Regions from separate parts of the Mus musculus genome. Here region 1 is linked to region 2. The links are chromatin loops, found by intact Hi-C in ENCODE. Cell type or tissue: heart. All regions are shown on one strand. Each heading gives the region's core, and the rest is flanking DNA. Links, peaks and the distances in the headings are about the cores only. Region 1 has its middle 78 kb from the start of Gm31894. Region 2 has its middle 37 kb from the start of Gm22321.

Evidence for each region. Peaks named below come from ENCODE experiments on the same cell type or tissue, not always from the same donor. Only the 100,000 strongest peaks of a DNase experiment are listed, where the experiment ranks them.
Region 1: a loop joins it to region 2, with 9 times the contacts of the local background. A loop is called at or near these places in 5 of 42 quality-filtered maps.

Annotation. Positions count from the first base shown.
Region 1 is chr6:31,932,298-31,948,642 of GRCm38, forward strand. No RefSeq gene overlaps it. Among named protein-coding and RNA genes, the nearest start is that of Gm31894, 78 kb to the right of the region's middle. In heart, for the core only: a CTCF peak has its summit at 6,072 (motif pointing right); a DNase peak (open chromatin) is centred at 6,194; H3K4me3 peaks cover 630 bases; H3K27ac peaks cover 342 bases; H3K27me3 peaks cover 1,974 bases.
Region 2 is chr6:33,118,064-33,134,408 of GRCm38, forward strand. No RefSeq gene overlaps it. Among named protein-coding and RNA genes, the nearest start is that of Gm22321, 37 kb to the left of the region's middle. In heart, for the core only: a CTCF peak has its summit at 8,762; no DNase peak of the experiment used is centred there.

The DNA of each region.
Region 1 (16,345 bases), core at 3,001-11,000, 1.2 Mb before region 2:
AGATTTACCCCCCAGAGGTGATATTTAGATACATACTAGGTGATTACTTTACCAGCTGAGCTGAATGCCAGCTTTTGGATTAATTTCCTAGGAATGCAAATGGGGCCACTTAAACCATTAGAAATGCATTGCCCCACATTTCTGAAGACTGGAAGGTCAAGACCAAAGTGTCCATAGGGCTATTGTACCTCCAAAGACCTACAAGAGAGATTGCCGCCTCTTCCACCCTCTGTATTCTTGCTTTCCTTTACTTGTTGTCGTGTTTTCCCATCTCTGCCTCCATCATTGTGTGTGTTCTTGCATCTTTGCACCATTTTATGGTGGCTCTGCCTTTCCTAAGGGCATCAGTCGTACTGGGCATCCTACTTCATCCTAAAGACAGTTTTATCTAAATCAATTCTGTCTACAGAGACCCTATTACTAAATGAGAACACTTCTATAGTATGCAGGTGGACTCCAAGATATTTTTTATAGGGGAAGATATAATTCACCCACACCAAATACCTAGAAATACGTTGATTGTCTTCCAAACTCAGGCTGGAGCTTGGTGTGTCTGATGATTTTCCCTGTGTTGAGCATGTGGGTTATACAATGACCCAAAGTCAACGGAATATCAGTATCTGTAGTATTTGCTAGCCATTCACATAGGGTTACTGCTTCCCACATTCTTATTCCCAAAGACAATTATCTGAGCAGAAGGATATGCCTTGGCGATGTGCTTGAGTACTTTGGGGCAATTGTGACTTCCAGAATAAAATGTTAAGTGTGGTGATGCTTGACTGACCTCATAATTATATACATGCTATGGAGAACTGAGCTCTAACTAGGAGCAGATTCAGTGGGCTGGTTCTCTTTTGCACTGGCTATTTGTATTTGTTGACAATTTGTGTGTGTTTGTGTGTGTGTGTGTGTGTGTGTGTGTTGTTCACTACTATATTTACTGGTTGATGGCGTGTGAGGTAGGAGGAGACTCAGAGAAGAGACTTCGTGTTTAGCTAGAAAACAATCTCTGAAACAATGGAATGTCAAAGATGACATGGAGTCTGGTGAAGACACTGCGTGTCACAGAAGACACATTCCACAATGGCTGTGCAGAATGAAGCTGATTCCGCCCCCGGCTGTGCTCCCTGACCCCAGCTGTGACACAAACTGACCTCCTATCTGTCTGGGCCTTTCTCTGGGAAGCTTCCTCTCATTTCCTGGGAGATGCTCTGGGTCAAGGGCACTTTCCAGAGTGGAACTTTCCACTGCCTCATAAACTTCTCGTTGCTAAGCGATGATGGTGCTCACCAGAGGGGCTGCTCCTGCGCAGGGCAGCCTGTTCACTACCCCATCTGCAATTTAAATTCCCTGACAGGCAGAGACAGCCAAGCTGTTCACTTGAGATTGCAAAGAGTTAGATTGAAATACAAGGAATATCCAATGCCTGGAGCCCCTCATAAATTTTGCTTTGATAGTGACTGGGAGAGAGATGGGGAGAGAAGGAGCCAGGAGGCGATTGTAGGGGCAGCCCTATCGCAGTTGAATTTACTGTTGATCTCTCTGCTTCATTCCCCCGCAGCCCCGAGTGTGCACCCACTCTCTAGCCTCTGCCTATTTCTGGTCAGTGGGCTTCTGGGCCCTTCTGCTGTTCCTATGACCGCACAGGTACCATAGCCGCCATTGCCCCCACGCCATTGCTTTCTCTCGGAGTAGCCTGAACTCCCCTAAGGGCCCAGCAGCGTGTGCCCTTAGCAATGCTAGGGCTTTAGGTGTTTTGGTAACAGCTGAGAACTTTGCTTGTGACTTTAGCTGGATTGTATGAGGTAACCAAGTATTCCTGAATTCCGCAGGCGCCCCAGGGGAAGCCACGCCCTTCAGCGGGCAGAGGCTGATGGTGGTTACATGTCAGGGAGTGTGGCAGCAGCAACTCTGCAGCTGAGGTCCACAGAGGAGCATAAAGGAGGGGATGAGGAGGAGCTTGTAGGCCCCGCCTCTCTGGAGATTTGATTCTGTGATTAAATTCATTCTTTCAGTATCCCCTCTAATCACCTCTGGGCTCTGGGGTTCTTAAATGTAAACAAACAATCCTATTTATTTATTTATTTACTCCCAAGTATCAAAAAGCTATCCTCAAGTCATTCGGTTTTCCAGGTCCTTTCAACAGGAAGGGCTGGGACAGCTAGACTGAGGAATGAAATGTGCAGTTCAAAGTAGATGGTAGTGATCAATTGTCTGCTTTGGTTCATGAGGTGGGGCTAGCTGCCTGAGGGTTCCCCTCCTCTCCCCATGCTAAGTGGGAACGAGACCATGGGACTCAGAACCATGGGTAGACAATTCCTCTCCTCCAGGAGCTGTCAATCTTCAAAGTACATAGGTTATACTCAATGGGCTGAAAAGTCAGGACAATCCAAATAAGGGCCCTCTGTGTCGAGAGGAGTCAAGCTTAGAATGAAATTTCCAGAGAGGGGGGGACTGCAAGCTCCTTGGCGGGGACTGCAAGCTCCTTCTCCAAGGCGGGGACTGCAAGCTCCTCCTCCAAGATCATCACAGAGAGGCGGAGCCTGCAAGCTCTTCCTCCTATATCATCAAATTCATATCTATAAGAATAACCATAATCATCATCATCATAATTATAATAATAAAAATAAAAGGAAATTAGCAAGTGTTGGTCCCGACGTGAGGAAACTGGAGCCCCACATGGCTGGTGACAGTGTAAATGGTGTGACGTCATTGGGAAACACTTTGGCAGCTCCTCAGAAACACACGCGGAGATAGCACCTGCCCAGTGCTTCCATTCCTAAGTTTACAGTCAGAAAACCTGAAAGCAGAGACTCGAACGGAATTTCTCCTACACCTGTGTCTACGGCAGCATTCATTATTCACCATAGCTAGAAGCCTGGAATCATCTAGGCGCTCACTGGTGCATGAATGGAGAAGTGTGGTTTACAGTGGGATCTTAATTGGCTATGTGACTATCAGTGAAAATTTGGTACGGCAAAGTGATATGTGGTACAACATGGATGGATCTTGGAAGCATTGCACTAGGTGAAATGAGTCAGGCATGAGATGGTGAATTGACTCGGAGTTTACCCAGGTGAGGGTCCTAGGGAAGTCAAACCCACAGAGGGAGGATGCAGAGTTTGGATGATGGGGGAGCGCAGAAGAGGGAATGGGGACTGACAGTTTGCAGTGTTTAGCTGTGTTATAGATGACGGAAATCTTTGGGTATAGATAGTGATGGCGCTTGTGTACCACCAGAGTTGTACTTAGTGCTGCCATATTGCACAAGAGTGGCTTGGCTAAGGTAATTACCATTACACTGTATATAAATTGCCATAATTATATAAGAATGAGGGACTGGTGAAGTGGCTCAGCAGGTGATGCTGCCAAGCCTGACTGCCCGAGTTTGAATACCAGACCCATATGGGTCAAAAGAGAGAAATGATTTTTCTAAGTTGTTCTCTGGCCTCCACACAAGCACCAGGGTACAGTTGTGCATGGACTTGTGCATGCACAAAAGTGTGTGTATGTGTGTGTGCACACACACAAATAAGTAAATTCGATGAGTATGGGTTGGGAAGAATCCTGGTGATGTGATAGGACACGGGAGGGACAGAAGTGAAGTGGCCACCAGCACACCTAGGCTGAAAGGCACAGCCTGGCTAGAGGAGACTGTGTGTAAACGGGGGAGGGGAGGTATCACACACCACCACACAGCCATAAGGGTGTCAGCTGGCAGTGTATAGAGAAGATCAGAGGCACTCATCCCTACATGGGGTGTCTCCATCAAGTCCCCCCCCCCAGGGAACCCCGAGGAAGAGGAAGCAGAGAGGGGGTAAGAGCCAGAGGGGACAGAGGAGGCCAAGAAAACAAGCCCCTTTAAATCAACATGATCAAAGCTCATATGAACTCCCAGGGTGTGGATGGGGACCCACGGACAGGAACAACCAGACCACATAACGACTTGGCGGGGTGGGGTGGTGGTGGTGGTGGTGGTGTGTGGGGCGGGGAGGTTTAACGCCACATAAGGCAGAAGTAGCCTTGAGTGCGTGGTAACATGATCTTGACATATTGATCCCTCCTACCGTATTTTCATCTCCTCTCACCTTCTAAATTCCATCCAGAACACTAAAAGTCCCCCAGCCCTCCCTGCACCCACATTGGACCTTGGGGGAGCGACTGGTTTTGCATCTTCTTCTGTGTGTGATAGCAGGGGTAGAAACCTGCAGCTGCTCTCCTGAACACCTTGAAGTCATCGACCTGATCTGAGGGGCAGAGGGGGCTGGATAGGGGGCAGATGGTGGCTTCAGGACAGGGTTCAGGAGCGTGGGGGTGGAGTTATGCCGAAGTCTTCGCTCCTGGGTCCACACCTTGCCTCTGCCCTCTCCCCTTATTTTCTCTCTCTAGCCCACCCTGTCTTACCACCCTCCTCTCCCCGTAGCGCTCCCACACACCAGAAGCCCTGGGCCACAGCTTCTGAGGTAGGTGGCCGGCCAAATTCAAAGCCCTGAGCCTGGTTGTCTCAGCTGAGGCAGAGGAAGTCTCTACCATTTGATCTTTATGTTGCTGCTCAGGCGTCTCAGCGGTTACAAATAGCCCAGCCCTCTGCGTGCTGACGGCAGCAATGGGACATTACAGTAATGTACCCATTCAAACAGAGTGGATGCCAAGATTGCTACAGCAGCTTTTAGCCACGGAACATTTAGCCTTCAGTAATAGCATTCTGGGTCCCTCTGGAAGCTTCCTCGCAGATGCACCTGGGATATCCCCGCCCCACCACAGCTCTGGGACCGAAGAAGGGACAAAGAAGAGTTCTCATTTCTGTTGAGGAAACACATTCAAATAAGGGAGCCTCATGCAGAAAATAGGAAAGGGATCGCTGACGAATGCCATGATCATATGATAATGTACGCGCATCCTCCACACCGATCACGGGCGAGGTCTCCTTAACGGCTGTGTTGTCACTGAGACCAGGAGACAGAGCAGCTGTCGGGAGACACACATGGTAGCGCTCTGCCTTACAGCACTACACCCCCAAGCCCATGACCTTGACCTTTTAGACAAGGAAAGTCATTTCAGGGCTGGCCTCGGGAAATGCTAGACTCAGAGGAAGCTGGCCTGTCCTTGGCCTCCCAGGCTCCAATCTCAAGGCTCCTATGCTGTTCTGGGATCTCTACTCTGTGCCCTCCTGTCTTCCTGAGCACCAGTCCTCAGGAGCCCGCAGAATTTACACAGCAGGCCTTGCCTACTAATAGGAGCTCAGTAAATCGCCAAGGCTGCAATAGAATTACCAGAGGCCTTGCTCTGTGGTCACCCATGTGGAGAAATGGAGCAAGACAGTGTCCTATCTCTGTAACCCCTTTACCTCACTACTGCTCACAAAACAGGGAAGAAAACTGATAAGGGTCGGGGGCCTGAATCGGATCTCTCCACCCTGGCTTGCCAAAACTGCACCATCTGTTACCTAAGGGAATTCCCTAGGACTCAGAAGACCCATTCTACAGATGAGGAGAGCGAGGCACAGAAAGGTCCAACACGAGTAGGAAGTGACAGCCATGGAGCTGTATCCCAGCGTTCTAGTCCTTCATCCTATCTACTGTAGCTTTGATCTGTGCTCAAAGTTGCCAAGGTGAATATTTATAAACTCTCAGAACTCAAGAGGTTGTGGAGTAAGTAGGCTCCCCCTACCCCCAAATCACTACACAGCTTGCTTTGAAATCAAACTAGAAAATACCTGGGGAGCACAAAGCGGGTAAATGGGGAATGGGCAGGACCTTGAACTTTGCTCGAAGGTCCACATAGAAGAACTCAGGCAGCTTTTCTCCTCCCAGATTCCACTTTGGGTCTCACTTTTATTGGTCTTTTCTTTAGTTATGTGTTGTTGTTGTTGTTGTTGTTGTTGTTGTTGTTGTTGTTGTTGTTGTTGTTGTTGTTGTTGTTGGTGGTGGTGGTGGTGGTGGTGGTGGTGGTGGTGGTGGTGGTGGCTGCAACCCTCTTGATTTGGTGAGACTTAGCTGCTGCGTTCATGCGGTTTAGTCCGAATCCGTAATTCATCATGCGAACAGCAGAGGGCGCTCGTGTCCTTGGAGAACGAATTGGGTTTCCCACCGCCCCGTTCTCATTCATCCGCGAGGTCTTTACTTCTTTGCTACTGGTGCAGGCTAGGGTGGAGCAATGCTTAAGAGAGAGGGCTTCCGAGCCTGCCAGCTGCAGATCCTGGCACATCTGTGTGTGTGCCTTCCTCATCTGTTCTGCCTTTAAGGAAGCAGAGTGGCTTGGGGAAGAAAACGGAGAAGAGGGGGCGGGGCTTCAGAGCGTACTGACCACATCGGTGAGTCGCTCAGGATTAGCATTTCATCTGAGCACAGGTCAGACTGTTCCCAGAGGAGCAGAGAAGCATCAATTCCTAATAGGGTGGGAGTGGGGTGGAGGGGCAGGGTTTATAAACTTGGCGATCTCTCCATGTTTCTTTGGGCAGGTCACCAAGCCCTTGTGTGTCAAGTTTCTGAATATGAAGCGGAGATTATTTAAAAATTGATCATCTCTAAAGTCCCTTCCAGGGCTCAAGCCTGGGTTTGTACCTTTCTCTCAGTTCTTTCGTAGAGCATACTGGCCTCAGCCCTCTGGCATGCCAGAGCCATGTCTGGGGGACTCAGGGGACTAGGTTGACTGACAGGCAGACCGTCCCATTCCAATCCCTGCTGCTGCCTTCTTTCTGCTCCTTGAGGAGGAAGGCTACCTGGTCACCATGTCCTTGAGACAGTTAGTGTGAGCATCACCTGCAGATGCTGCGACCATCTCCTTGAACAGCCATGCTCATCAGCAACACTACACCGCAGCTCTGACCTGAGTGGGAGGAAGGTTTCCTGCACTGAAGACAAGGTGGTGTGATAGGATGGGGGAAACCAAGCTGTGGTCTTGGCTCTGCAAGGACCTCTCTGGGCACATAGGAGAAAAAATCCTTTGTGTCTTTGAGCCTCAGTATGCCCATCCACAGAATGGGTGGCTGGCATTGGTTTCTAGGCCTTTCTGCTTTAAGGACTGCAGCTCTGAATTCTTGTCAAGCATACTTCTCTATCTGACTCTGTGGAGAAGCAGGAGGAAGGGGACTATTTCTGGAAGATACCAGAGAGGGAAGAGAGAAAAGGAAGATAAGGGGAACCCTTAGAAACATGTACCTCCCTGTCTTAGTCAGGGTTTCTATTCCTGCACAAACATCATGACCAAGAAGCAAGTTGGGGAGGAAAGGATTTATTCAGCTTACACTTCCACATTGCTGTTCATCACCAAGGAAGTCAGGACTGGAACTCAAGCAGGTCAGGAAGCAGGAGCTGATGCCGAGGCCATGGAGGGATATTCCTTACTGGCTTGCTTCCCCTGGCTTGCTCAGCCTGCTCTCTTATAGAACTCAAGACTACCAGCCCAGGGATGGTCCCACCCACAAGGGGACTGCCCCACTTGATCACTAATTGAGAAAATGCCTTACAGCTGAATCTCACGAAGACATTTCCTCAAGGGAGGCTCCTTTCTCTGTGATAACTCCAGCTGTGTCAAGTTGACACACAAACCAGCCAGTACACTTCCCGACCTGCAGGGGGTCTTGGTGAGTTAGGGGCATTTTGGCAGCCCTCTGGTCCCCTGTCTGTTCATGTAGACAGACCATAGATATTTGAGACACCCAGAGACTGGGTGTCTCAATAGGGCACAAGAGGAGGCACAGCTGTATGCGTGTGTACCTGTGATGCAAGATATACTTGTAATAAAATGCAAGCACACTTTGCACAGGTGAGCATCGTCAGTAAACACCGGCCCAGCATCCTTCTCCTCCCCACTCCCTCAACAGACCCACACATAAACTCAAGCACCCCTCCAACTATCACATTGATCCCTAAGGCAAAGAACCATTTACTTGAGGAAGCATGTCTTACAAGATATTAATAAAAGATGTGCCACATTTTAACTTTAAAAAAAAAAAAAAAAAAAAAAAAAAAAAAAAAAACCTCTGGAGCACAGAGAGGAGGATGGCGGGAGACAGAAAAGTCAGGCCTAACTGAAAAGTACTTCCCACACCCAAGCCTTCTTGTAAGCACTAGACTTTAGGACACATCAACCAGATTTTCCAATTCATTGAAAGCACTTGCCAGCTGCTGCCGAGAAACTCCATTGATTGTGTACCGAGCTTGCTCTGACAGGCCCCCAGGAAGGAGGTCCCTGTGAGAGCTCACCATGAACACCAAGCTGGAGTACAGGGCAGTGGGTGAGATCTGGGGATTTTGCCTGGGAGGTGGGGGAACCCAGGCTGAGGCATTATGAGGGAGGGACGGAAGGTCATGATCATTCCCATCCTGAACGAGCATCCTTGGAACTGGATAATGCGACTTTTCTTCCACTGTATCACTCCTGGCTCAGACACACTTATATGAAGAGGCCTTGGGACCTGATATTTCTCATGGTGGCTTTTGGGAGCTAGAGCCTCCTGGACGTGCTCAACCTACTCTTGTTCTGCTAGTTTGAGGATTGGGGTATCATTCTTCAAGGCCCTTCTGTTTCCATACCACCTCTGTGGGACTGCCATTGTCCCCTGTCTTTCTTCTTCCCACTACCACAGTGCTGGGCCTCTGGAGCTACGAGCTGTGCCTCTCCTATTGTCCCCTCCTGTCCTTTCCTCTGTCCTCCTGTACCTCAGACAAAGGCTTCTAGAGTGAAGAGGAGACGCCATGTGAGCACAGTCACCTGAATAGGTGGATTTGGCAGGTGTTAGGTAGAACTCCACCAAGTCCCCGTGACCAGATCAGCTGCAGAGATCAGAAGAGAGGAGAGGATTCACAGAAGGGTTGATGCCATTTCTGGCTGGGCAGCAGAACCTGGTTGGCCTCAGGGTCAAACTCTGAGCCTTGAGACTGGTTCTCATGGTTCTTTCCTGTGACCTGGGTTCACTCATGGCCTGTGGTCAAAACTGAGAGCCATCCCTCCAATCTTTCCTAGAGACAACAGGGACCGAAGAGTTTCTGCCCTACCACTGAAGACCTTTGCCTCCAACCCCCAAACCAGACCTAAGTGTGCAGTAGCCAAGAGCCAACATCTGGAAAAACTCTTCTCCTAGCTGTCTTGGTCTTCGACTAGGAATGGGTGTCAGGGCTTCTCCAGCTCCTGCCCACAGTTCCAGGGGACTTGGGTTCGAGGTAAGCCAGGTGGAGTGGAGGCCCATGGGTCTTTGCGGAGACAGCCCACCACTGTCACCGCTCTTCCCTGATGGTTTATGAGCTCTCCTTGCCACCCAGCAACTTTCCTGCTGGGGCACCACCAGATGGGAGGCAGATGACCAATGGTACCACAGCTGCTCTATGGAAGGGACTTGGCCCAAAGCCTCCCTGAGAGTCAGAGGAGCTGAGTATACCCGTGTAATCCTTCCAGGTACCCCACAAGTGACTGATGGCAGGCTGCTGGCTCTGGCAGGCCTGAAGTGAGAGAATTGTTATTGATGTTTACACAGTACCCACGCACTCTATGAAAATGCTTTGAAATATTTTAATAAATGACTATGGAGGATAGCATCCATAAAACACCACGGATTTGGGGCCGGGGAGTTGGCTCAGTGGTAAAATGCTTGTTGTGTAAGCTGGGGACCTGAGTTTGGATTTCAAAGCCCTCCCCATTCCCCAGGTATAGAAGCTAGGCAGGGCAACATGTGTCTGCAACTCCCCCACTGGAGTGTGGGGAGCCAGCAGGAGGATCCCTGGTGTTTATCTGCGAGCCTTCCCCCCCCCCAGCCCCCCAGGTAGCCGAATCAGTGAGCTCCAGGGTCAGTGAAAGACCCTGTTTCAAAAAATAAGGTGGAGGATGATGGACAGGCATGCAGGCAGGCAGAATAGGTTTTGACCATCATGAGCAATACAGGGAAGTTACCAAAGACTGGAAGAGATAGGAGGCTTAGCCATCCAGATTTCCCAGAGCACTGCTCTGCTGTAAAGTTCCTGGTTGCAGTAAGATGGGGTCTTCCGTAGGTTTTATACAATCTGCACTAAGTTACCCCACTGCCTGCATTGTTTGCGGGGTAGGGGTGGAGGAAGCTCCCATCAAATGTGGTCATTTGTGAAGGAGGCTGACTGAGCTTAGCACAGCCCTTCATCCACTGGGACCATGCCACCAGAAAGCAATCAGGCTTCCTGGAAATGCCTCAACTGCGAAGTACTTGGCCCTGCCCCTGGGGGAACGGTATTCCAAGACTGTACAAGCCTTGCTTGTATTTGCTGAGACCCTTGTTATTCTTTATGACTCTAAAAGCAGTTACTTACAGCAGTAACACTTTAAGTTAGCCATAAAGGAGAACTTCCAGCTATCAATATTTATAAGGGAGAATTTGTCTGGACATTCTTCTTCTAATCTTTACTCAGAGCATGGATGAAGGATGAGATCATACCTGGGTTACCTTTCAAATATGGCCTAGAGGTGTTAAATATTTTAATATCCTGTTAACATTTTCCCTCCTGCTTTCCAGGAGCATACTGATATATGGGCTCTATGTAAAGGTCTCTCCCATCCCAGCACATATACCTGGAGCCTGACAACTCTGGCGTCACTGGCTGTCATGGCTAAGGGAATGAGCATGACCCTTGCGGCTGTGCTGGGCACTGCATCCAGTTCTGTGAGTCTTGCTAAGAAGCCTTCTCTCCTTGCTGAGGCCCCTCACGGCCACAGTGAGGCAGGTTTCCTGGCTCCAGTGAATTCTGGAGGGAATTGACCTAGTTTCCAGAGTCTAAAAGGTGACAAACTCTTTAAGTGGGCGACAAACAGTGTCTATTAGAAACACTAAACAACATCTCCAACGGGAAACAGGCTTCTAAGCCCATCCCTCTTAGAGGCAGCTGTGCTCCAAGGAGACGGCTTTAGACTTTAGAGTCTAGAGGGAAATGTTGCCTGGATGACTCCCTGTAGAGTGGGCTAGAGCTGCCTGCAGTGTCCTCTGCAGGGACCAGAGGGGCTAATAGGAGACCAAGCTTATGGGAGTCCAAGGAAGGCTGTGGGGGTGAGGCTTGGACTACTTGGGACATGGCTCATGGCATCCCTTGGCCTTCAGTGATGCACAGCAAGCCACTCACTAGTCCATATGCCCTCTCTCTGACTGGTTGTTATATAGGGAAACTGAGTCTCATAGACTTGAAATCACATGTCCATGTTTACCCAGCGTCAAATAGACAAAAGCCAGGACTCTTTCCCGCTCAGCATTGCACTGAGTTGCCTGAGGCCATTCTCATGCCCACAGGTAGCATGCTCTGAGCATCCTCCTCCCTGCCCCCACTCATGCCCCATCATCCTCTCTATTCTCTCCCTGCTCTCTCTAGTTCTCTCTTCCCAAGATGGTTTTTCATTTGCTTTCATGCCATCAATACGTACTGGTTTTATGTATCTATAATATCTAGGAACCACAAATGAGAGAAAACACAAGATATTTGTCTTCCTGAGACTGGCTTAATTCCCTTAATTCGATTATCTCCAGTTGGATCCATTTCCCTGCAAATGACATGACATCATTCATCTTTATGTTTAAAAAGATTCCATGGTGTAGAGAAATTGTGTTGTTTTTAATCCATTCCTCCTGTGGTACTCCTTTTTCAAATCAAAGTCTTTCCCCTATAACAGCCTTTTCCTGTCTCAACTTTAACCAACAGGAGACTCACAGGGGTATGGATAAAATGTATCTTCTGACTCCCTTGCCATGGGGTGGAGCTTGAGCGTGTGAGCTCATGGATGGCCAATCTGAGCAGGGGGTGGATCATATCCTGCAGAGATCCGGAGGACGCTGCCCCTGGGGAGTGCTGTTCTTAGAACAGATCATTCATTCTTGGAAGGCAAGAGCTATGAGGGCAAGGCCAGCTCAGGGTTGAGGGAGGCAGGCAGGCAGGTGTGGAAGGGGCACCTGTACTGACCTCAACAGAGTGACCAGGAACATACATCTTTCCAAATCCCATCCCTTGCTCAAAACTCCAACTTCTTCATTCATTTGGTGACTCATTGACATCATCCAGATATGAATGCAGCAATATCCTTTACCCTCCCTGCTTTCTTTAATGTAGGACTTCCTGGGAGGGAGTCAGATTCTCACGTGGGGAATCTGAGACGACTCACAGGAAAGACTGAGGTGATGTACCAGGCTTCATACCGGGCAGTATAGCATCCTCTAACTCCGTGAGACACTTACTATTCGGATGCTATGGAATACTCACCATTCTATGAGGAAGCCTATGAGTCACATCAGAGGCTTCATGCGGGTGTCTGACCAATAGCCCCCAGTGAGGCCAGGTGCTGGACGGAACAGGTGACATCAGTCTTCAGTTACTGAGCCCTTTTCCCTCAGCCTGTATGCCATTCTTGCAGCTGAGGCCAGGATTCTCGTGGAGCAGAGACCAATCGCTCTTGTCACCCTTCTGGAACTCCTCAACTATGAGCCTAATATAGCAACCGTGGCACAGAACAACTGTGAGCAGAATGGACCCCAGCATGGGGGATCCTGAGACGGCATGGTTGCAAAGCTTGGTGGGATTTTTTGACAGTAAGGATAAGATGTCAACTGGTAGATCACATGCTATATAAGCTGCTAAGAGCAGTTTAAGGTAAAAGGTTTATTTTGACTTACCGTTAATGAGGGCAAGAGTCTGTCATGGCGGGGAAGCTATGGCAACAGTCATTACACAGGAAGCTAACTTATCACATTTTCATCCACTCACAGGAAGCACACGGTGGTGGGAGGGTATCGGGCCAACCTACGTCAGTGTCATATTTCTTATAGCAAGTTTCCACCTTCTAAAGGTTCCACAGACCCAAACAGCACCACTAACTAACTGGGGACCTAGTATTCAAGTACTTGAGCCAATGGTGGCCGTTTTTAATTCGACCCTTCACACACACACACACACACACACACACACATGCACACACACACACACACACACACACACACACACACACACACGCGCGCACACACACACACACACACACACACGCACCTCACTCTGTGTAAGGAGCTTTTCTGTGCTGCTGACCCTCTTCACAGTTCTAATTTTACAGTTGGAAAAATCTCATTCTCAGATCATCCCGTGGAGACTTATGGAGGTAAGGTACCAACCCAAGGTTGTAGGGGGCTAAAGCAGTGCTGGGGTGACCCTTGGCCTGCCCCCAAATTCAAGCACTTCTATGAAAGCTGGGCTGCCTCAGCCCCACCTGGCCTTGCCTGGCCTCACTCAGGCCTTGGCAAATAAAACGTCACTTACCACCTGGCTCCAGGCCACGGATGGCTGGCGACATCCCCTCCGCATGGATGGTTTGCTTTGTGCTTTTAGTACCCATCATGTGAGAAGAAAAATCTCGAACGTTGTTTAATAAACAGAGTTGGGGGAAAGGAGTGGGGATGGCAGGTGTTATTTATCAGATGTGGGGAAGTTCAGCAGGAAACATCAATTCCAAGTGACTGTTCCAGGGGAGGCCGAGGGAAAGTGTGGGAGCTTACACGGGGCTTAGGAAGCTACAGGTAGTGAGCACACATGGGGACTTAGATCCCATTCAGTGGCAGAGGTTGTTTGGTTTGGTTTCATCTTCTCTAGGAACTCCAGAAGCTGCATGGTCTGGCATGGACACACACATACCATCAGGATTTCTGGGCAAAGTGACAGAAGAGGACCTCTGGCAAACTCTGCAAGAAGTGTTTCTACCCTGTTTAACCTCCCAGTCTTGAGTATACATAAGCCCTCGTCCTGGGACACATCTGAACCCTATGTCCATGATGTGAACCCATCTTTCCCCTAGCACGGGATTCTACACCCAGTTGGTTCCAGATGGCACCAGAGACACGGTTATGAGGGGCAGATACTGTGTGAGGTCCTCAGGGGCTGTGTTGGGGACCAGAACCCCCATTGCTGAAGTACATCTATCATATTCCTGGTGGGGGATGCTACCAAATCAGTCACTCTGTCCCTGCGTTGCTAGAGACCTCACTAGGGTACTCTCTCACTTCTGGGTTTCTCATGAGAAGGGAAGCCTTGAACTTAGATCTACTTGCTACCAACATTTGACATACAGTGACAATCAGTTTTAGGTGTTGATTGTCCAGGCTTTGTTAGTAAATGCTAACCCAGTGATGGTATTCTATAGTTATTTGGCTACTCAGTAATTAATTAAGTATTAAACAAGGGTTACTCTCATTCCTATAGTGGGAAGTGAGGATGCCATCTATCAGTTGACAGCCGTATGAATACAACCAGGATTTTCTGGAAAATAAGTATTTCTCAAAACATCCCTTTCTGCCTGAATTTCCAGCCTGCTTTACAGAGTTTACACGTGCTAGTCCTATAAACCTGAGCCAGTTCTAAAAGCACACATGTGTGTACACGGGCACACCCTCACCCTGTTGATTGTACTTCTCTGAGAACCGGGATGAACCTGTTGAAACCATGACTATGACATGGTTATCCCCCATGACAGTGCCTTGGCTGGGTTCCAAGTGTGGTGACAGTGACAGTGGAGATGGGCAATGAGGTCAGCCTGAGAACACACACATTTTCTGAGCCCATGTCATCTGGACATGCTAGGTTGGGTGGACTAAGTAGGGAGTGGTCTGATGGAATGGATCCAAGGCTGAGGGTCAAAGACCGAAGTTCAGGCCCTGGTGATGCCTTCCCTCTACTCGTCTGTAAAATGGGAGGCATTCTGAGAACCATAAGCATAATCGATTAAGACCGGAAATTTAGAGCATTTGGGAAGTAGTGGCCACACTTCATTTGATGTCTAAGAGTTTTTAAAATATAGATTAATCTTTTGAACTATGCCTCTGGAGCAGTTGTAAGTTTCTCTCCAAAAGAATTTTGGAGAAAATGTGCCCAGTGGGTGGAGAGAGGCGTGACTTTCTTTTCACCCAGTGATGCTGTAGTACAGCCAAACAGAAAGACAGAGACCTCGAGGATCTTTGTCAGAACCAGTTAAAAATGCTACCTATTCAAAGGAAGTCTGCCAGAGACTCTGATATGTGGGTGATGAATTTGTCATTAGGCAGCTATGGGCAAGCAGAAAATCACAGAGCCAGTCTGATTGTGGGGAGCTGAAGGGGTGGATAATCTCATAAGTGGGAATGCTTATATGATGCTTACATGGGTAAACAGTGGACTCAGAGCGCCCTGTGCCCTCATTCCATATGCTGCCTGTAGGGTCCTTGGGTCCTTGGGTCCTGTCTTTTAGGCTGCCCTAAGAGCTTGTATGGCCAAAGCCCAGCATGTCCTGTCTGTTGCTGCATACTGTTTAATGAACAGGTCAATGGAATCTCAGGGACAGTCTGTCCACAGGTCACCATATACAGTGGTCACATGGCTGTGTGTACTACATCAGCGGCTCCTTGAGAACCTGGTGGAGGAAAGAGATTGATGTAAAATAAGAGGAAAGGAGAAAAAGGAACCAGAGGGGGAAAGTAGGCCTCCATTAAATAAAGAAATTCATAAAGGAATGTCTATCCTCCACGCGTGAGCAATTTCTGCTTGAGGAGATGGGACACACACTGAATTAGCCGTTCACTCTGTCAAAATATGAGGAACTTCATTCTGTGCCGTCCGCAACTGAAGAGTCAACAGCAGGCCTGCCTGTGTGTCCCAAGAGGTGGCTCTGAGGAGCAAGCCTGTGGGTGCAAGGACAGGGGAGCCCAAGTCTGCCCTGGATGGGGTGCAGTGTGGTTGGGTGAATGAAGGCTAACTCTGGAGTGGTAGAGGCTGCAATTGTCTCCAGAGTGGGGGGTGACTGTGTTCTGAGCTCAGAACACCCTGACAGACAAACCGAGAGGAGGGAGTGCCCCAGGATCCAACTGAGATTGACACCTCAGATCCTGCCCATCTCAAGCTGTCAAGGCCTCCTTCCTTAGAGCACATTGGGCCGGCACAGTCTTGCATTAATTTAGAGCTAATTGTCAGGTAATGAATTCGATTTGGCTCGGTGTCCTGAAATCCCTTCTGCTCCCAGCTGAACACCAGTAAATCATTTGCATCACAAATCTCCTCTTCCCTGGATGCTCAGCACACCCAAGCTGTCCTGCAGTCCCTTCCTGCCTCCTGAAGCTCCCCACTCTGGAAAAATCACTGTACTTCCTCCTTTGAGTTTCAAAGCTGAAATGCATGCAAGACAACTGACTTTGGGGAAGTGTGTTTCTGAAAAGTCTGGAACAATGGACCTCTCAAGGTGCAGTCTCCTGAGCAGCAGGCATTCTGGAAGCCATTGAGATGTGCACATACACTGAACTGAATCAGAAACCTGGGGCAGGACCAGGCATTCCACGTTTGAACCAGCTCTCGGGTGCCCTGACACAGAGCCAAGCACTGGAACTCTTGGTTTG
Region 2 (16,345 bases), core at 5,024-13,023:
GGATCTGCCCTCTGCTGGAGAAATCAAAGCCAGACACAAAGCTCTCTGTTTCTGTCCCTTCATCACCAAGCCACGGTGTGTGCAGGTTCTACAGTATAGGGTACTGCTTGCCTCTCTGCCTCCTTGCCCTTCAGTCATTTCACTGAGTTATAAGGCAGATTTCTTCTAAGGAACATAAACTGAAAAAGATGTGGACTCTGAAGTCAATATGTGGCTGGGCTGGGCTGGAATCAAATTCTATTTCTAAGGTCTTAGTCCCTGTCTTAGTCCCTTGCCCCTCAGAGCCTTAGCTTCTTATCTCTAGAATGGGGTTGAAGGGATCAAATGAAGCCACAGACATCCTGACCTGAGATAATCCTACATAAAGGACCTTTACAATGTTCTGCCCTCATTTCCCATAATTTTTTTTCCACACAGCAGGCTATTGTATAGTGGGAGAGGCCAATTGTATCAGGTAGTCCTATGGTAGCCTTGAGATAATGTTTAGAAGTAATTTATGGATACAAACTTGCAGTCTTGTTGAGTGCATAGATTTTTCAAAGGGAAGAAAAAAAATGACAGACTCATAATCCATAGTTCTGTGACGTTTTGCATGGAAATAGGTTTGGTAACCCAGACATGCAGAGACATGCAGACACAAGGTAATGGAAAGGATACTATACTATGGTCATGCTTCTGGGGGAATCTCAAACTGTCTTCTTTATATGAATGATAATTAACAGATGCCTTTTGGTTTCCACCGTGTTTGTATCATCCTGATGACTTTGGGGGATAGAAAAATCAACACACCCTATTTCTTGTCCTTCAGACTGAAATGTCAGTGGGGGAGTACTGTATATAGCATATATCACAGGTGACATATGACAGTTACTTTGTCCTGGGTTGCCTAATGGATCTGGATGTGGGACTGAAGCTGTAATAGGGAGGAAGACCAGTAAGAGTATCCTAGAGAATGACCAATGAGGCAGGTCATGTTCCATATGGTCTAAAGCTGGGCATGGATTTCATTAGCTGTGCCCAGTCCCAGACTCTTGTTTGAAGCCAGGTGAAGTTTAGATTCAGCTCAACTAAACCTAGATCCTTATAGATCTCAGAGATGTCTGATGTTGGAAATAAATACCTGTGGCTTAAGCTCCAACTTCTATCTTATTTTAGGCTCTCTCTCTCTCTCTCTCTCTCTCTCTCTCTCTCTCCCTCCCTCCCTCCCTCCCTCCCTCTCTCTCTCTCTCTCTCTCTCTCTCTCTCTCTCTCTCTCTCTCTCTTTCTTTCTGCCTGTGTGTGTGTGTGTGAATCTGATTTGCTATCATTTCCTACCATTTGAGTACCAGAGATTACATTAGGTCATGATGCTTAGATAAGAAATATCCCCTGCAGACACAGGCATTCAAACACTTGGCCCATCGACAGTGATACTGTTTGAGTAGGCTGTGGAACCTGTTGGAGGTGGAGCCTCAGGAGAGAAAGTGGCTCACTGGAGATCAGATCTTGAGGTTTATAACCTGGGCCCACTTCCTATCTGGTCTCTGGTCTCTCTGTTCCTTGAGGTACAAATGAAATGCTCCACCTCCAACAGGGGATATTTCTTATTCAGACAATAATATCTGTAATGTTGAATCTGTGTGACCATACCCAAAGAGGAAAGGGGTTGAAACTCACGGGAAGTGATGCTAACGTGAGCAACAATCACTGACTTGTGGAAAAGTATTATGACTCATCTTAGTAGAAATAAAAGTAGCTTAGATTTGGAGAGGGAATTATTGGTATAGGAAGGAAATGAAGATTGCCTATCCCTGGTCTCAAACTAGTCTCCAGCCTGGTCTTGGAGACTATCACCTAAATTTTTAAAAACCAAACCAGAGGTTTTTTTTGTTTTTTTTTCAAGGATAATAGAAGAAATGTGATTTGGACACAAGTATACTCCATTAGACAAGGGCCAACACTAGAAGAAAAGAATTAAAAATCACTTATCTTTGCATAGTGACAAATTGATGTTGTTACAAACAACAATGGAGGAAAAATGGATGGGGATATAAGAACATGCTCATAAATTATTGCACTAAATTTGCTGTGTATTTTCCAATTGGGAAACTCTTAATATAAAGACAAGACTAAGATGCTGCAAAAAATAAATAAATAAAAGAAATAAAAGGTAATATAACACTTCCCAGTCTAGTATTTAGATTTATTGCCTGGATTTTTATGAGTTTTAAACAGCTTTTTTTTTTGGACATTAAATATTTAGCAGTTAAGAGTTAATTTGTCATTTTAATTTTGAATTGTCTCACATGGCGTAATGTGACAGGAGTTAGAGGAAGGAGTATAGTATGGTTGTGCGGGATTTGTGGGCCAGTGTGTGAAGGAAGGCTGCCAGATTGGAGTATTTTAATGTTGTCAAAAATCTCTTAAACTTGAAACAATGAGATAACGGGTGCTCTCCAAGGTTCACAAAGTCGTCTGGTGTGATAGCTCTGTGGGGCTGGCATTGATATTTTACTCACTCCTCCTGTAGCCAAGAGAGTAAGCTTAAGAGACACCTTCCCACACAGCAGAAAGTCAAGACACTGTGTTGGTTACTTTCCTCCTGCTGTGACAAAATACCAGAAGAAAAGTAACCTAAGGAAGGGAGGACTCATTCTGGCTCACAGTGAGAAGACACAGCCATGGTGGTGGGGGAAGTGCTGGTAGTGAAGTTGTGAGGCAGCTGCCTCATTACACCCATGTTCAGGAAGCAGAGAAAGACAAATGCTGATGTTCAACTTGCCTCTTTTCATTCAGTCTGGGACCCAAGCCCATGGAATAGCACCACCTCTATGCAGGATGGATCCTCCCACCTCAACTAACCCAATGTAGAAACTCCTTCTCAGATGTGAGCAGAGGCTTGTCTCCTAGGTAACTCTGGATACTGTCATCTGGCATATTAACCACTGCAGGCACCAAAGCTAGTCTCACATGGCTAGCAAAATAAGGACCATTGCTGCGGCTGGGAGACTATGGCATGACAGCTGGTTCCCTCTGCACTTCTCTTAAGTATTCACAGTGGAAATAAAGTAGAGAGACCCTAGAAAGGAATGCCATGAAAGAAAATGAGGAAAAATATTTTGCTCATATTAGGTTCTGAACAATCTCAACACCCTGTCTCCCAATCTGTTCTTCTATGGTGCCCCAGCTTCCTGTGCTCTTTCTCCAGGTTTCCTAAATCCTGTCCCAGTTCCAGCACTGGATATCCAGGATTAGGTCTTCTTTAAGATTTCAGAAGAGAGATGATATGTGCTTTAAAATTATTGTAATTTATTATACTTTCCATGAGCTATGTGAACACTAAGCCCATGCTTTTAGTATAGCATTTCATTCAAAAACTCTGAATTCTTTGAGTTGAGAGAGCATGAGTTTATTTATTTCATAGGAAAAAAACAAAACAAAACAAAAACACCTGAGGCACGCTAAGCTAAATACCATCCCCAAAGTCATAGAAAGAAAAAAACTAAATTAGATATTAGAACTCATGTCTGCCGTCCCTAAAGTCCTTAACAGCTCTTTTATTAAAGTTGGTCTTAATGATTATCTGGAGGACATGCTTAAAAGAAGCTGTTTGGGTTGAGAGCATCACAGGGCCAACTTGATTTTTTACTTGAATTTCCAATCATTGTCCCATCCAATGTCTTCATTTGTTGCACACATAGGAATGCATGATGGGAACATAGTGAAGGAGGAACGGTTTCTGTGGTAGTAAAGGAGATGTTTTCTGTGACAAAGACTTAATCCAGACAATGTTATCACAATTAGGGCATATCCTGAAGGCATTCTAAACTCTCAGCTGACAATGAGGTCCAAATGTGGAGTGCCGGCTGGCATTCTTCATCAATTATCTTCTGAATCACGCAGTTTGACATGTCCAGTCTAGGAATCACCACCATAAAGTCTACTGAGACTTTTGCAAGGGAAAGTCTCCCACATTTGTCTTTGTAACTTGGTACATCTTCTAATTCAATGCTTATTCCAGAGCAGATTCACAAAAGTGTCTGTTGAGAGAATTAATTGGGAGGGAGTAAACATGGATCCGGTTTAGGAGATAACCTTCTAAGATAAAGACAATCAAATCAATAAGGAGTGTTGTCCAGGTTGGTATACCCAATTCCAATTCTTCATGGCTCAGATGATCATTGCTGAAAATGGCCGGTCAGTCCTCCACATTAGAACCTTTGTCAGCTGTAACCCCACTTTATGAGAAGTCTCTTCATGTAGACCAGATGTTTCAGATCCTCAAGTAGATCTGAGTGTAGTAAGGATGCCTTCCTGTGACCTGTTTTCCATGTCTAGGATCAGTCTCTGTTCATGAGCAACTATGGTCCTGAGGCTCCAGTCACCGTGAGGGGAAGGCTTTCAGAGATGCTCACCCAAATACTTTCAGTAATCTTCATCATTGTAAGAATGGCATGGGGGTTAGCACCCCAGTTTGAGTCAGCGCTCACCAGTAAGAATGACATGGGGACCAATACCCCAGCATGGCCCAGCTCTTGTTACATAGTTGGAATCCTAGGGGATCTGCCCTCAGTTGCTTAGTATATTCCAGAGCAGTTTGAGTTAAACCAGTCTGAGCTCTGCAAACACAGGTTTCTTAGCAACAACGAGGACACATTACCATGGGTCAGGTCCCCTCCTTGTCAAATCAACACTTGACGCTCTGTCTGGCTTCCTGTTGAGAGTGAGCATGCCCTCTTTACTAGACTCAGGAGTGTGCAGCCATCAAAAACAATACTGGTACATCAACACCTCAGCTTATGTCTTTGCATCTTCCACAGCTTGTTGGCTATTTATAGCAGGTATACTGCCCGAAGATGGTTTTGAGGGGCTGGAGGCACTAGGCAGTCTTTGTCTAACTCTTGTTTCTTTGTTGGAATTATCTCTTTCTATCTTTGTGTCCTGATGATGGATGCTGTGATGTGTCACCCAGAGTGAAGGAATTGCTGCCCAGCTGCTGGGAGCCTTAGGCAACTTGCCAGCACCCTTTGGGAAATTACTAAAGATTGTCATACAGCCCAAGGTCATACTCCCTTCCCAAATTGGTCTGCATCTAACAATTGATTAGTGGGGAGTTTAGAGTCACAACACCCAATTGGGAGAGTTCTTCACAGCTCCCTATAGAATTAGCTAAGATGCCATTGATCTGAGTCACAGACCAATGCTGCCAAATTCTACCTTCAGAAACTCCTTACATTTCTCTTATGTCTATTCTAAGAGAACCCTAGTAAAACGTCTGACTTCCTCAGGAGTATAACCTGCCATGGTCCTCAAACTCCAGATTTTAGGCTGGTGAGTGTGGTATTGGGAGGCAGAGAAATTGACTTTCATGGCTAAGCTGCTGATCACACACCATCAGGGTATACTCCAAAGGGTGTGCTGGGTGGATGATATCACCCCACCTTCTGTATTGATGCCTGACACACCATCACTGTGGCCAAATAGCTGACAAAAAACAACCAGAGGAAGTAAGGGTTGTAAGTCCAGAGGAATACAGTCCCCTATGATAGAGAAGATATGGCAGTGGGAGCAGCTTTCAGCTTGATCCATGATCCTACTAAGAAAAAAAAAATAGATCTAACTTTTTCCTTCCTCCTTTTTCATTCAGTCCAAGACTTGGGGTTACCAACATTCAGGTCTTTTGCCCTCAGTTCATCCTGTCTAATTAGAAATAATCAGATTCACCCAAAGGTGTGTTTCATTAATACCCTAGACACTTTCTAATCCAATCAAACTCCACCATCAAATACATCTTTTTTTTTTTTTGATAAGTGTGCTCCAGCGAATTCAAGCTCCTTTCAATCCTTTTTGTTAACTTTGAATTTATTTACATATAGTATGAGTCTTCACTGAAATTTGAAAATGTAGTTTGGCTTTGTTTCTAAGTCAGGTCATTTTGACAGTTAGCACTCTTATCTGTAGCTGACAAAGCACAGGCCTGAAGCACCTGGAGGAAGAATGAAGACACCTTCACATCTGTTACCACCACGTTATAGCTTGGGACCCTCCAGCTTTCTGATGTCGTCAAATCTTCTCAGGTAGGATGGGGTTGATCAGTCCTTGCATTAACTCTCCCCCTCCCCAATTATAGTGCAAGTTACAGACAGGCTTCCTTTCTGAAGGGAAAGAGAAGCTGAAATTAATGATATCTTGAAATATTTTTAAATTCCATGTGCTTAAGAAAGTATAGTTTAGTTAATTCACAAGTAAGTAAGAAAGAAGCTTGCAGTCTCACCCCCAAACACTGATTCTTCTGTTGATTTTAATAAGAACCCAAGAAAAGCCCCTTGACATCTGTCTGCCTTAGAGCCTTTTTATCTGTTGGGGACAAATAGGGATATCAAACTGGCTTGTGTGATGGGGGTGGGGGGGCACTCTTTTTTAGATTGTCAGATTTTCAGAACTGGAGATCGTGTAAGAAAGATGCAGCACTTGGCACACAAGACATATCGCTTACTGCAGATTCCAAACACAGCAATGACGGGGAAGTCTTTCAAGTGTCAGATCTGCAACTGCGGGTTTAACTGCTGCCTTGGATCTATGCTTTTCTCTAAGAAAAGCAAATTCACCTGCCCTTCAATGTCTAGTACAAGCAGGAAAATGAAGGGGCTTGTTACAAAACTGGAGGGTTTTGGTTGTTTTTTAAAAAAAAATCTTTTCTCCAAATGGCAGAAAATTGGCACAAACACCCATAATTTCCATAAAGAAAGTGATGGCGTTGGAGGTAGAGGGATGGAGTGGCAAAAGGCAAGGCAGAAGCTGCACTACTCAGGGATGCACTCCAGCTTCCCGACAGGGTACAACAAGGACCTCACTCCTGATCCCTCAGAAGCAGAATGGCCAATATCTGACTTATCTATCACTCTGCTGCTGTGAGGATGTATTTGAGCAAAATAATCTTCCCATGACATATTCACCTCGCCTAAACAAAGCGAGTGATGGGCAGTGAATTCCGGATGTCGGTGGTTCCCTGATGCTCTTACTTCTCTCTGCATTTGCTTCACCTTTGATGGCCCAGGGTATGGACAGCATCCTGAGATGGCTCACTGCTCTTCTCTCTTCCCCATTTGTCTTAGTCAGGGTTTCTATTCCTGCACAAACATCATGACCAAGAGGCAAATTGGAGAGGAAAGGGTTTATTCAGCTTACATTTCCACATTGCTGTTCATCACTGAAAGAAGTCAGGACTGGAACTCAAGTAGGTCAGGGAGCAGGAGCTGATGCAGAGGCCATGGAGGGATGTTCTTTACTGGCTTGCTTCCCCTGGCTTGCTCAGCCTGCTCTCTTATAGAACCAAGACTACCAGCCCAGAGATGGTCCCACCCACAACGGGCCTTTCCCCCTTGATCACTAATTGAGAAAATGCCTTACAGTTGGATCTCATGGAGGCATTTCCTCAACTGAAGCTCCTTTCTCTGTGATAACTCCAGCTGTGCCAAGTTGACACACAAAACCAGCCAGTATACCCTTCTTTTCCTCCTTTCCATGTTTATTTCTCCCTGCAATTAAAACGGTTTTCTCTCAGGGTGAGATATATGGCATATATTTAAAAGCAGTAGAATCTTATTTTCTCTCCAGATGTTGCATAAGTACCAAATACAATCAGAGTTGTCGACTTGGAACTATGATAAGGGCCTTTCTAAGGGTCCCAGGAAAGAGACGAGAGTATAACGTGAAGATTCTTACCATCTGCCACACAAGCACGTTAATAACTTTCTCTGTCTTGAAACAATGTGGCTGGCTCAGAAGTGTCCCACACTGCCACTGCTATCTCTTGTCCTCTGCCTTCTCATCCCTCTCCACGTCTTTCTTTATTTCTCATATTTTTCTGTTCTTATCCTCTTCCCCTTCCTCCCATCATCTTCCCCTCCTCCCCCTGCATCCCTTTTCCTCTATTTCTTCTTTACTCCTCCTCCGGTCCTCTCCTCTTCCTCTCTCCATCGCTTACTTCTGTTTCTATCCCTCTCCTCTTTTCCTGTCCACCACGTCTTCTTCTCTTCATGCTCCTTTCCTCATTCAATTTTCATTTTCAAGGAAAAATTCCTGGTCATGGACTGACCAGCAAAGATGTGGGAAGATGCCATAGATCCTGAACCCAATTCAGTCCATAGAGTCCAAGGAGACACGTTCTACCTGCCAAGCAGCACTAAGTGTACACTCACCAATTGTAAGCAAGCCAAGGCCTCGGGGGTGGGTAATCAAGCAACGTCATGGCAGTGATTTAACACTTGGAAAGTCTTTTGCATTAGAGAGAAGAAATGACAGAAAGAATAGTAACTCCATCATATCTACACAATGTTTTCTTAAAAGCTTGAAGCAAGGTAATTATTATCACACATGTATGAGTTAAAAGGGGCAGCGTTTTCTAGTCTGAAAAGATATATATGGTTTACTAAGTCAACCAGGACAAGGCAGGCTAAGTCCAGTTGGTATCAAGGCTTTCCAAATACAGGGCTGTGTTCCATCCAGAGCACGAAACACAAGGATCCCCCAGGGGACGTTCAGCCGGCAGGAATCTGAGCAGCCAGCAGCAGGAGAAGTCAGTACAGCAGAATGAATCACAGCCTGGGGCCAAAACTTAACTCAGTCCTAGCTCAGCTGCTTTGACAGCTCTTCAGCAGAGGATAGCAGGCATCGCGCTACCACTCTAGGACCAGGATTTCAGCACAGCAGCGGTGGACAGTTCCCTACACACTTCTCTGGCTTCTGTTCAACATCCCTCAGAAGGGACTCGGAAGCCGCCTGCAGGTGAGACCTGGAAATACAGAGGCCGTAATAAGCTCAGCCATTCATAAGTGAGTCAAGGCCTCAGCAGGAACAGAGAGCAACCCCCAAGACTTGCTTCACTCTTTCTCAGAGAAGCTCAAGGAGTAAGGACCAGCCACCCACAGCAGTCTCCAGTCATTAAAACAAAACATTCCTTAGCTATTTATTGGTTTTCCTCCCTACCTTCCATTCCTGGTTTCCCAGATACGTTCCCCCCCCACCACCACCACCACCACCAAATCACTCCCTGGATTCAAGTTAATCTCCAGATTTGTTTTTAATGCAATTCAAGCCTAACCCAGTCTCTTCTCCTTCGCTTCTCCACATCTCTCACTCATTTGATGGGTCTGTTGAGTCATACAGAATATTAGACACTACCAGCCCCACCTTCAATTGCTTTCAAGAGACACCCCCCCCCCATGGCTCATTCAATGTCCTTGTAACAGCAGTAAAATTTGCTAATGACTGGTTCATGTCTCTGTTGTCTGCATCTCCACATTGAGGATGCTCTGAGCTGGCCTTATTACTGCCCAGCATTTTAAATAGCTCCCCCTGTCTGTACCCTTAGACCATCATTGGCCAACTTGTTCTTTTTTGAGCTAGACAGTCACTAGTCAGGCTTTGCAGCCATGACTCGTCTATGGTATACTGTAGTAAACATGGGTGATATAGAAATGTATGATTAAGGCTGTGTTCCACCAAGGCTTTAACAATGGATTGGACTCTGAAATTCATCCCATTTACACGGACCACAGAATACTCTTTTGCATCAATTCAGTGATTAAATAACTGTTTCGGATGTAAAGGAATAATCAGGGTAGATTGCTGGGTCTTGACCTAAATCTTGAGCTCTCCAAACAAAGAATGCTTTCTCCAAGCATCTCACTGTCATTGCTGGGCATGGTGCCCAGCACACAGAGCATTCTTAGCACAGAATAGGTGGCTAAGCAAGAGGAGCAAAGGGTACTCCCTACTTGCTTCCAGAAAGGCACTCACCTGCTGAGCCTCACAGTCATCTCTCCATGAAGTGTCATGAAGACAGGCTCTTCCTACATGTAGTGTCCCTCTGCCTGCTTGAGTATCTCTCTCTGTGCCCCAGTCTCTCTGATAAGCACTTGATTTGTGGGTCTGAGTTCACGGCCAGTAGCATAAAACCGCCCTCTTCCCAGCCTGGTTTCTAGAATTCTTCAGGAAACATTTGGCAATGGTTAGCCATCTGAATTTGTGTGTGGAGAACAGGATTATGGGTAACAGGTGTTTCTGCTGATTCTGCCAGAAGAAGACTGTTCCAACCAGCTGAAACTTGAAAGCGTTGTTATTGAAATCATTCACACACACACACACACACACACACACACACACACACACTCCAGGGGAAAATAATGCATGGTTACAATCTGATCAAGCAATATTCCTAGCTGCTGTTCTATAAGCTTCGAGGACATTCCCTTAGATGACTTCCCCATTGATTTCATCCACACTGAAAGGATAACCATCTGCAGACTCAGCCTAAAGGATTTATCACTTCCTGGTTCTGGTGCTAAAACAACTGCCCACCACTGATAAGATCAGGAGACTGGTTTAACAAATTGAACTTTAATATGATTTTCCTAAGAAAATTTATCATCCCCAGATACCCCATGGCATGCTGAAACAGCCTCTGCAGGAGATGAAGGGATAAGAAAGCCCCGTAACAGCATGGCCTTTGGGCTCAGCGATGCTCTGATCCATGCATTAAGATTGTATGGGTACATGTGTGCCCCTGTGGGAGCTCCCAGGGAAGTGTGGTGACTTGGGAAGAGAAGTGTGACCCACACACATCAATGACCATTTCAGGGAAGGACTGAACAGAAAGGAGCCCTTGAGTCCCCTGCTCCCTGTCTGAGTCTTCTGTCACACCCGTGGGTAATCTGGTACCCCAGAACCAAGCCACTGGGCCTTTGTCACCCTCCCACCATGGAAACTTGTTTCCAGAGAGAACATCGGATGAAATACTCATGCTGAATGCTGCAGCCTGGAATAATCATAATGTAAAGTACTGACTGTTGGACTCTTCCTGTCAGAATGCCAGTCCAGGCAGGCCAGGATGTGTACCTGTCATGACGTGTTACAGTTTTCTTAAAATAGCCAATGAGTAAGTGACACACATTTAGTTACAGAAACACTGCCATAGAACACACTACAGAGCACATAGAGAGGGAATAAAAAGCTCAGATAAACCTTTGCAGAAGGCCTGATGCACATTGGCCCACACATACCCTGATGATTGTACTTGCAGACATGCTTGTTTTAACAAATACAGTATTTTTAAAGTGCCTAGAAGAGTGTTCATAGGAACAAGATATGATTTTTTTTGTCATTTTCTTAACCAAGCAAACATAAATAAAACAAATGAAAAGCTGACAAACTTTCATAGATGGCGAGGAGAAGGGAGAGAAGGAAGTCCGACTCAGGAAGGGAGAGAGGGATGTCTGTCTGTCCCAGCATCCCTCTCCTGTCTGAGGAGCACCCACATTTTCCCTTTACTCTCTCAGTTCTTCCAAATTGGGGGTGTTTTTTTTCAATTTAAGCTCATAACTGCTGTTTATTGGCAGCAAGATCTCTCAGTCCCAGAGTGCTAGGGTTGGGAAGGGCCACAGCCCCGTGCACTTTGGGAATCCCTGAGCTACTGCTGCTATATTTTAACAGATTTCAGCTAAACAAATGCCTCTCTGAAGGCATCACCTGGAGACACTGAATGAGACAAAGTTAATCCCTCCAGTCTCACTGACTACATAAACATCTCCCACGGAAGATCAGGTCACGGAAGATCGGGTCACCTTGGTGTTGACTCCCTTCCTCAGATGGCCACTGTTGATGACCCAGATATAAAACAATAAGAAAGACGAAGGCCATGGCTTCAAAGTGTGAGCCTGTTTTGTGCTTCTCATTGTAATGAAGAGCTGTTTTGTCATCACCTAAGCAGCCTCATCCTAGAAAAGGGTTGGTGTCTTCCTGCCCCTGTTTTGTTAGGGAGGGACTTTTCTGTCTTTTCCAACCTGCAACTGACAAAGCAGAGACTCAGATCCAGGCCTGTCTCGGTCACACATTCCCTGTATGAGGCATTGTGCTGAAGGGTTTGCATGTTGTCTCTAAGTCTTGCCACAGATGGGAAGGGGCATTGGTATCCCTTTTTTTCTAGTTGGGACTGGTGCAAGGTTAGAACTCTTAGTGATGGAGCTGCTATTTAAAGTGGGGATGTTCTGGCTCTTGCAGCGTGCCTTCTTGCTGTTCCGGAATTGTGGGTCCTTTTCATTTTCTCCTTTAATTTTTAAAATATTTTTTCAGATTTTTCTAAAATAAGCATGTATAACACTAAAATGTTGTCTTTTATAGCCTTTTAATTACAAAAGGAACACACGGAATGAGGGCTTACTATGAAACATGGAACACTGTGGATATTGAATTACTGCTATAATGGGTAGAAGAGATTATAAAATGGTGTTATTGCATATTTAGCTTTACTTTTATTTCTGCTATTGCTAGCAATTCTTTCAGAGTGAGGTGAGGTAAGTCTGGGTCAAGACTCCTCTTTTTCACACAAAGATCCTGGCAAAGAGTGCAAATGGTGGCCATCGTTAGCCTGCACTGAGAGATCAGTAGCCCTCCCTCTCCGTCTGCTCCCGCCAAGTCCACAGAACTGGGGCAGTTAGTGAGGGTTCCAAGAATGCCCCCGAGAGGCAAGCTTCTCTTGACTCTCTTACACAAGCATGGTAGCCTATAGGTTAGTGAGCACTCAGAGCTGTAGGGGCAGAGCAAAGGCGGAAGTGAGTGCTGGCTGCCACATTTTAAAGGTTGTTTTAGTTACTTTTCTTACTGAGATAAAACACTTGAACAGTTTGGAAGTACAGCCCATCACTTCAAGCAAGAGGTTACGGCAGGATTGTGAGGCAGCTGTCAAACTGCATCTAGAGGCAGTGAGCTAAATACTGGTGTTCGGCTTCATTTCTCCTTTTTATCTTGTCTGGGACCCCAGTTCATTGATGGTACCACCCATGTTCAGAGTAAGCCTTCTTTCTTCAATTAAATCTTCTTGAATCACTCTCATAGACTCAGGCAGAAGTTGTTTCAGCAGTGATTCCAAATCCAATAACAAAGATTATAACCATCGCAAAGACCCTGAGGTCCTGAACTGGACCAGAGCTGACACAGAAGGCATGAGCAAGTGGAGAAGCTGGAATGACTTTAATGAAAGTTCTGCTCACAAATATATGGAAAGTGTTAAAATAAATCAGCAAAGCATGATGGGATAGCCAAGTACCCATGGTAGTGATAGTTAGCAGCCTAGGCCCTGTGAAGCAAGGGCAGAGAATAGTTATAGAAAGCCTGGGGGAGGGGGAGAATAGGGAAAGAGAGGAAGGGAGGGAAAGAATGAATGAGAGGGAGAGAATGACAGAGAGGGAAGGAGGGAGGGGGAAAGAGAATGAGTAAGTGAGAGAATGAGAAAGGAAAAGAGGGAAGGAGGGAGGGAGAATAAGAGAATGTGTGTGTATGAGAGAGAGAGAGAGAGAGAGAGAGAGAGAGAGAAAACTCCCATAACGAGAACCCTGGCTTTAGATAACAACAGTCATCACTGGTCATAGCCAAGCAATACAGGCATTAAAGAACAAACCCTCAGACTGTTCTTCCAATCCTCTGGTTTTCTTCTACTGCCGTTAAAAAAAGAATAAAATTATTTTCTAACGTTCTCCACTATAATAATTTCTACTCTTAATTTAGAGAGTTCAGTACTGCTTCTAGAATCTTCCATGAACATGGAGTATCCCAACACCTATAGATTTCCTCCTATAATGCACCAGCACTCCCACATCCAAAAATCTACCCTGTATTATGTTCTAAGTCTCTGAAGGTCATTACACACAGTGTTGTAGATTATACCCTTTCAAAAACTTCTGCATGGACACAAATGACAAACAACCATCAAGCAATGTTTGAATATTGTGCAATTCTAATCGATATTTATGTGTCAGGAGCCATCATAGAAGAAGCTAATAACTAGCAAGTGATCTTCCTGAGATGAGCTCATTTCCAGTAGGCAAGGCCCAGGATAAATCCATTCTAGGAGAGATTCCTGCTATTAATGTGCTTTTCTTGATATTATTAAACATATATAACAACCACTAGGTATTAGCCCACCTTTTTGAGCAGATCTTTCCAGACCTATGAAGATGTACTATCTTGTAGTTATGCTATCTAGACAAATAGATAATAATTATGTAGAATTACTGATTTGATTCAAATAATTTTGGAAGAAAGTTTTTAGAGATGGTCTTAGTAGAATGATATAATAAAGTTAGAATCAAGAATAGAATGGGCCCACTCCTCAGAATAGTCAGTAAAAGCTACATAATAAGAAATGCAATGAGCTTAACATAAGTACACTAAAAAGAGAAATAGACTTGGGACAAATTTGTGTTCAAGGAAAAACATTTAGGCCAAGGATAAAGTCACAGATGTGCACTATGATAAGGCCAAGCCATGTAAAAACTGTTGCTTTAAAGACACATGTCAATAAGACAAAAGGGCCACCAACAGATTGGGAAAGAATTTTTACCTATCCTAAATCTGATAGGGAACTAATATCCAACATATACTAAGAGCTCAAGAAGCTGAAATCCAGAAAATCAAATAACCCCATTAAAAATGGGGTACGGAGCTAAACAAAGAATTCTCAACTGAGGGATACGGAAGGGCTGAGTAGCACCTGAAAAAATGTTCAACATCCTTAATCAGGGAAATACACATCAAAACAACCTTGAGATTCCACCTCACACCAGTCAGAATGGCTAAGATCAAAAATTCAGGTGACAGCAGATGCTGGCAAGGATGTGGAGAAAGAGGAACACTCCTCCATTGTTGGTGGAATTGCAAGCTTGTAAAACCACTCTGGAAATCAGTCTGGTGGTTCCTCAGAAAATTGGACATAGTACTACCAGAAGATCCAGCAATGCCTCTCCTGGGCATATATCCAGAAGATGTTCCAACTGGTAATAAGGATACATGCTCCACTATGTTCATAGCAGCCTTATTTATAATAGCCAGAAGCTGAAAAGAACCCAGATATCCCTCAACAGAGGAATGGATACAGAAAATGTGGTACATTTACAAGATGGAGTGCTACTCAGCTATTAAAAACAATGAATTTATGAAATTTTTAGGCAAATGGATGGATCTGGAGGATATCATCTTGAGTGAGGTAACCCAATCACAAAAGAAGTCACTAGATATGCACTCACTGATAAGTGGATATTAGTCCAGAAACTTAGAATACCCAAGATACAATTTGAAAAACACAAGAAAATCAAGAAGAAGGAAGACCAACGTGTGGATACTTCATTCCTCCTTAGTATAGGGAACAGAATACCCATGGAAGGAGTTACAGAGACAAAATTTAGAGCTAAGATGAAAGGATGGACCATCCAGAGACTACCCCACCCGGGGATCCATCCCATTAATCAGCCACCAAACCCAGACACTATTTCATATGCCAGCAAGATTTTGCTGAAGAGACCCTGATATAGCTGTCTCATGTGAAGCTATGCCAGTGCCTGGCAAATACAGAAGTGGATGCTCACAGTCATCATTTGGATGGAACACAGGGCCCCCAATGTAGGAGCTAGAGAAAGTACCCAGGGAGCTGAAGGGGTTTGCAACCCTATTGGTGGAACAACAATATGAACTAACCAGTATCCCCAGAGCTCTCTAGCTGCATATGTAGCAGAAGATGGCCTAGTAAGCCATCATTGGGAAAAGAGGCCCCTAGGTCTTGCAAACTTTATATGCCCCAGTACAGGGGAACACCAGGGCCAAGAAATGGGAGTGGGTGGGTAGGGGAGCAAGGTGGGGGGGAAGGTATAGGGAACTTTTGGGATAGCATTTGAAATGTAAATAAAGAAAATATCTAATAAAAATGTTTAAAGCAAAAAAAGGCGTGCATTATATTTTTGGAAGTCTCAGTTTTTGAAAAAAACCTTTTGCTTTGAACTTTTAATGAGTATATTATTTTAAAAAAAAACACTACTTTGGACTTAAAATCAATATCCTTCTGTAACTCCTATTTTATATAACATTTCATTTCTGAGGTATTTTTCTAAAGAACGTTTTGTCTAAGAATGTATAAAAGACCAGAAAAAAGAAATAAAGTTGTTGTTTGTTGGTTGGATGGTTTGGCTTGAGCAGCTTTGCCACAACCATCCATCCATCCATCCATCCGGCCGTCTGTCTGTCCATCCACCCATCTATCCATCCTACTATCCATCCATCCATCCACCCATCCATTCATCCATCCAAATATGTATGTCTGTTTGTGTATGTTTGTGTGCAGGATATATGTGTATATGTATAAGCATGCATGAATACTTGTGGAGTTGATTGTGACAGACAGTTGGGCCCAGCATTTGTGCGTATATAAATGTTTTAAAGTATATGTGTCTACAAATTTGCCTGTATACAGCATCTTAATTATTTTCCTTTCCTTCCTCTGTGGTTCACAAAGAGTTAACCAGTTTATCCAGAGAGGTTT